2 separate regions of the Homo sapiens genome follow, and region 2 is linked to region 1. Evidence: chromatin loops called from intact Hi-C (ENCODE). Cell type or tissue: PC-9. All regions are shown on one strand. Each heading gives the region's core, and the rest is flanking DNA. Links, peaks and the distances in the headings are about the cores only. Region 1 has its middle 31 kb from the start of PDC. Region 2 has its middle 98 kb from the start of PDC.

Region 1 (2,930 bases), core at 297-2,796:
GAAAGATAACTAATCTACGTGGTGATTTGACTATTCAAATCCAAACAACAGATAAATAGTAAAGTTCAAAATCCCTTGATTTGGAATTTTTTATAATTCAGGCAGGATTTGGACCTGGTCTATTTATAGAATAAATTGCAAAAACTTAATTGAGTAATATTAATTATTTTTCTTTGCTTTTTTGCTATTAAAAAGGTTATATATGCTCATAACCATCATTTCACATTTGAAATTTGGTATCCTATATATTATTGAAAATATTTAAGATTTTTTTATTTTAAATTGTTATGGGTAGATAATAGATGTATATATATTTATGGAGTACATGTGATGTTTTAATACAGACATACAGTGTATAATGATTACATTGGAGTAATTGGTATATCTATCATTTCAAATATTTATCATTTTTTTGTGTGTGTTAGAAACATTCCAATTCCAGGGCCAGGGGCAGTGAAATTCCATTTCAATTCCTTATGTCTGTAATCCTAGCACTTTGGGAGCCCAAGACAGGGAGATCATTTGAGGTCAGGAGTTCCAGACCAGCCTGGGCAACATAGTGAAACCCAGTCTTTACTAAAAATACAAAAAAATTAGCTGGGTGTGGAATCCCAGCTACTTGAGAGGCTGAGGCAGGAGAATCGCTTGAGCCCAGGAGATGGAAGTTGCACTGAGCAAAGATTGCACCACTGCGCCACTGCACTCTAGCCTGGGCAAGAGTGAGACTCCATCTCAAAAAAAAAACCACAAAAAACAACAAAAAAAATTGAAATATTTTGATTCCACTTTTATAGTTATTTTAAAATATAAAATAAATTATTGCTGACTGTAGTCACCCTGTTGTGCTACCAAATGCTACCACATACTAGATCTTATTCATTCTAACTAATGGTTCATTCCAGTAACCATTCCACTTCATGCCACCATTCCTGCTACCCTTCCCAGTCTTTGGTAACCATCATTCTACTCTCTATCTCAATAAGTTCAATTGTTTTAATTTTTAGTTCTCACATATGAGTGAGAACATGCAAAATTTGTTTTGTGTGTGTGTGCCTGGCTTATTTTACTTAACATAGTGTCCTCCACTTCTATCCATGTTGTTGCAAATGAGAGGATTTTATTCTTTTTTATGGCTGAATAATATTCCGTTGTGTATATGCACCACATTTTCTTTATCCGTTCATCCATTAATGTACTTGTAAATTAATCCCAAATCTTGGTTCTTGTGAATAGTGCAGCAATAAATGTGGGAGTGCAGATATTTCACAGAAAATAATGTTTTTTAAAGCCTTATTAACCATCCATTCTTTTTATAAAATTTGAACTACCTTTCCCTGAATTAGCACAATTTGGCCAGAGTTTTACTATTAATTAATTCTGTATTTTTAATATGCTACAATTAAATCCTTTTCCTGATCTTTTAAAGAACACTGTGATGGAAGAAATGGAAGGTGAGATTTTTAAATCTTCAAATTTGCTTATGTGATTTTACACCATAGGACAAATGACAGAGTAGTTATCGGTTGCTATACAACCAAATAGTTACTATTTTTACAGTAAAATTCAGATGATTCCCTTGGATTTCTTAACTTGCGCTCTGTGGTTTAGGTTGCCAATGTGATCCGAATACTGTGTTCTTTTTAAATATCAAATAGAAACTAAAGCAGCTAAAGTACTCATAGATTCATATCTTAAGCAAACATTGCTGATAAGTGAGGCTTTGTTCACTTGATGTTCTTTGGTGAGACAAAGGATTTGGGAAAGATTATTTTTAGTAATTGGAATGCTCATGAAAACAAAAAATTGTCTGTTGCAATGAAAAGGTGAAAGAAGATTTTACGTGCTGCAAGTTTATTCTCCAAACGTGGTCGGATGCTTAAATAGTGTGTGAAACGCTTGTGAGCTTAACTCACTCCTTAAGGAACAAATAACTATATAAGAGCAATCATAACTCCAAGTAATCCTTACTGGTCTATCTTTTCAGTAGGAATGTCAAGGATTAGAGCAATGGCTCACAAATTGCAGTGAGTACATCAGTCACTTGGAAAGCTTGTTAAATATGCAGATTTCTGGGCTCACCCATAAAGATTCTTTTTTTTGGTAGTTCTGAGGTGTGGTCCAGGAATCTGAGAGTTTAGTAAACATTGCAGAGCTTGTGAGGTGGATGCCTCCAGAGCCAAACTTTGCAAAATACCAAGCAAGTGAATGAAGCCCTGGCTATGGTCTTGGGAAGGACAAAGTTCATTGCTGGAAGAAAGTGAAAATTTTACCTCTACTGAAGACGCTGCATAAATATGGAAAGCTTTCCCCGAAAGTAATTGAACCATGGGGTCGAAGTTAGAAGGGTCCTTAAAAATCCACTTGACCCTTCTAAATTGTTGGCTAGTTTATTTTTGAACATTTCTAGTAATGGAAGTTGATTCTGCCCTATGGCCGGCCAACCTCACTTTGCACTGTTCTAACCATTACAATGTTCATCCATAGAGTAAGATCAAATTTGTGTCTCACAATCATCTATTTTTTCTAAAGCATAAAACATAACTGTTTCTAGATTTCTAAAGTATTAAGAAGGAAGGAAGAGGAGTGAAATATTACTTTTAAGTCAAAAGGGAAACTCCAAACATTTTTCTCAAATTAAGGTTGTGCCAATGCTATAAGTTTAAGTGACATTTATGCGAGTTTAGACTTACATGTTGACAATATTGATTTCATTTAAAATCTAGCTTTCATAATCCAGACTACTACAGAAATTTTTTTTCCGTATCTGTATGATACCTATTTTCCTTCTCTATCAAATCATAATAAAATGTAGGTAAATAAATACCCTTTCCCAGAATTTATTATATTATTATGGAACTGCTATATTGTTAAGAATGTAAAAATTAAGGTGACCTAAAACTTAATAAATGCTATTTCCATGCCTTCTTGCA
Region 2 (2,930 bases), core at 331-2,830, 67 kb after region 1:
TTATAGGGTCTGACATTAAACCAGGGTTTGATTTATGTCCTACTGGATATGTGACTAGGGAAAGATGTTTGATCTAGTCAAGCTGAGTGTATGGAAAGTTTCATTTTCTTCATCTTTAAGATGGAAATAATAATACCTACTGGACTATTGATATAATTGGGTCAAATGAAATAATATGTTTGAAGGATATTGAACAGTGCTTAAGTTTTCTTCTGTTTCCAACTAGTAAGATAGCTAATATCTTCACACTGTACTCAAACTATATACATCCAGTGGAATTACACCCTGATTTCTGAAAGTACTTTGATATGTGACCATAAAGCTCTCTGTTGGTAGTCTTTGGAAAATTGTGTAGGAATGGCAGAGGTTTAGAGAAGAAGAGTGGCTCTGATTTTTTTTTAAAGAAATAGGGTAGAGTTGGGAGATTTCTAAAGAGTAAAATTCACGTTAATCCCTGGGAACATTTTCTAGAATATATTACTAAATGAATAGCTTAGGAAGACTTAAGTAATGTTATTTTGAGTTAGAATCCAGCATGAGTACCAAGAGAACAGGTCATGATAAACAAATCAGTTTTATTTCTGCTAGGGTTGCTAGGTTGATAGATGAAGGTAATGCTATAGACACCTAAGATATTTAGTAAAGTGACAGTAGCAACTGCTCATAATTATTCTTGACAGATAGGGTTTCGCCCCAACCCATCACTTATTATTCATTTAATTGTGGTTTTTAGACATAAATAAGTCATTACATCTATTCTCATAATGATTTAATCTTACTGATTTTTGATTTGTTCTAGCTTGCTAAGTTCATTTGAAACTTTTTTAGCTTTCATTCCAGCTTTGTGCTACTTACACATTTGATGTGCCTCCTTTAGTGAAATGCAAGGACCCAGATGATTCCTTCTAGATTATGAATCTATTTGATAGACAAGATACTGATTGTCTTACTTCATGGGAAGAATGTGGTTTATTTCTTGCAAGCTATGTGACTTTGGCCAAGTTATCCAAAGTGATGGAAAATTGGCCAGTCTGGCAAACAAACAAGCACACAAACAAACCCACAGAAGTGTTCTGTGCTATGTTGAGAGTAGCACAGGAAAAACAGAAAATGGTTTGTTTTTCCTGCTATATCTAATCCCTAAGGTAATTCTAAAGAATATTACCTTCTATAAACCATATCATGGAAATGCCCATTATAATTTTCCATTCCAGGTTCTAGAGAAATTCATTTATGGTATCAGCTTATTTTTAAAATGTAAAATCTCTTTTTAATAAAGGCAATGTAGGAGCTCCATCCATGACTACATCAATAGCCCCAAATTATACTGTTTCCTGGAGTATCTGGGAAAATGAGCCATACCATACATCATTACCATTCTTGATCATATTAATGACCTTAATTATGACATTTTATATACAATGGTATGGATTTCATTAATTTCCTTATGTGCAGAATCAAGAATTTTAGTTGAGGTCTTATAAATGTTTTAATCAACATATATAAATTAATATTTAAAAGTATATCTAGGTTCAAGGACAAACATTGTGTTAACTTCACATAGGGGAAAAGTCAAAATGGATGCCTATAGTTTGTATTTTTCACCTCCAAAAATTTATGATTATGTTTACTAAAATCACATATTCATGTAGTGATTTGGTATAAATACAAATACTTTTTGGATATAAAGATAGGGACTATGTTATTTCAGATCATAGGTGTATTCATTTTACACCATTTCTCTGAATTCTTTATGTATTAGAGAAAACTTAATCATACAAACAAGATTTTTGGCTTGGTTCACTCAGTTCCACAGCTTCCGTTTTCATCATCCTGTCTATTTGAGAGGCATTTTAGGCAAACTGCTTGCCTGAGGCCAAGGAGGTTACGTGGGCTCAAGTACCTGCATGTTCATTCTGAGTGAAAACATCTTGCCTCTGAAGAAGTTTATAATTAGTAACAGTTTGAAAGGTCTCACGCTAAGGTAGGAGAAAGCATTTGAGGATTAGGTCTGGTATGTGTAAGAAATGAGGTGATGAAAGAAGTTTGGTGACAAGATCTTTTGTCACAGGCACCGAGTATAATATTCATACTATATAAGACATTTTATCCTTTTTTTGATCTTTCCTTTTCCAATGATGAAAGTGACCCATCTCTTTGGAATGGGAAGTTACTGGAGAGGGATTGGTTTGTGAGAAAAGCAGGTTTCGTGTGTGAGATCACATCCTGTACCCAGTAAAGGTGGAGTTTACCCTAGCGCTGCTTTATTACATACCAAACCAATAGTTTCACATGAAACTGATATACTCTGCCCTTGTGGGATCCTTAGCCCCTCTTGTCAACTTTCAGGGTTGGATATAGTATGATCCTGTAAGAATTAACCTCTGTAAACTGCCATTGGCTTAAAAGCCCAAAATGTTTGTAATAAAATCTAAATTTTTGGGCATAATTTTAGGTCAATCATACTCAATTGATGATAATTTGATCCCCCAGAAGGCATTTGTTAATTCCTGGAGACATTTTTTTATTAACACCATTTGGTGGTGGTGGTGTTATGGGTATCTAGTGGGCAGGGCCAAGGATGGTGTTAAACATACATTTCATAGGATACTCCACAACAAAGAATTATCTGACCCAAAATGTCAGTAGTGCTGAAGTTGAAGAACCTTGAATCAAATAAAATAGTATTTTTTTGACAGAGAGTGGGTTGTTTCTGTACACATTCAGTCTTATACTAAACTCAGAGCTCCTTTTCTTAAGGTGTTCAGTATTCTGGAGAAGCAGAATAAAAATTAATGTAGTATGGACTTTGATAGGAGAATACAGAATAAATTTCAGAGTCACAAAAGAAAAAATGCTTACCTTTGAGAGATTAAAGAAGAACTATAATGAGTAGATATAAAATGTAAAATGTGGTATAACATTTAGCT

Evidence for each region. A loop is a pair of places that touch in the nucleus more often than their neighbours do. Peaks named below come from ENCODE experiments on the same cell type or tissue, not always from the same donor. Only the 100,000 strongest peaks of a DNase experiment are listed, where the experiment ranks them.
Region 2: it touches region 1 in a loop (10-fold over the local background); 2 of 110 quality-filtered maps call a loop at or near these places.

What each region holds. Positions count from the first base shown.
Region 1 is chr1:186,491,041-186,493,970 of GRCh38, forward strand. No RefSeq gene overlaps it. Among named protein-coding and RNA genes, the nearest start is that of PDC, 31 kb to the left of the region's middle. In PC-9, for the core only: no CTCF peak of the experiment used is centred there; a DNase peak (open chromatin) is centred at 1,681; H3K27ac peaks cover 842 bases.
Region 2 is chr1:186,557,784-186,560,713 of GRCh38, forward strand. No RefSeq gene overlaps it. Among named protein-coding and RNA genes, the nearest start is that of PDC, 98 kb to the left of the region's middle. In PC-9, for the core only: no CTCF peak of the experiment used is centred there; no DNase peak of the experiment used is centred there; H3K27ac peaks cover 1,229 bases.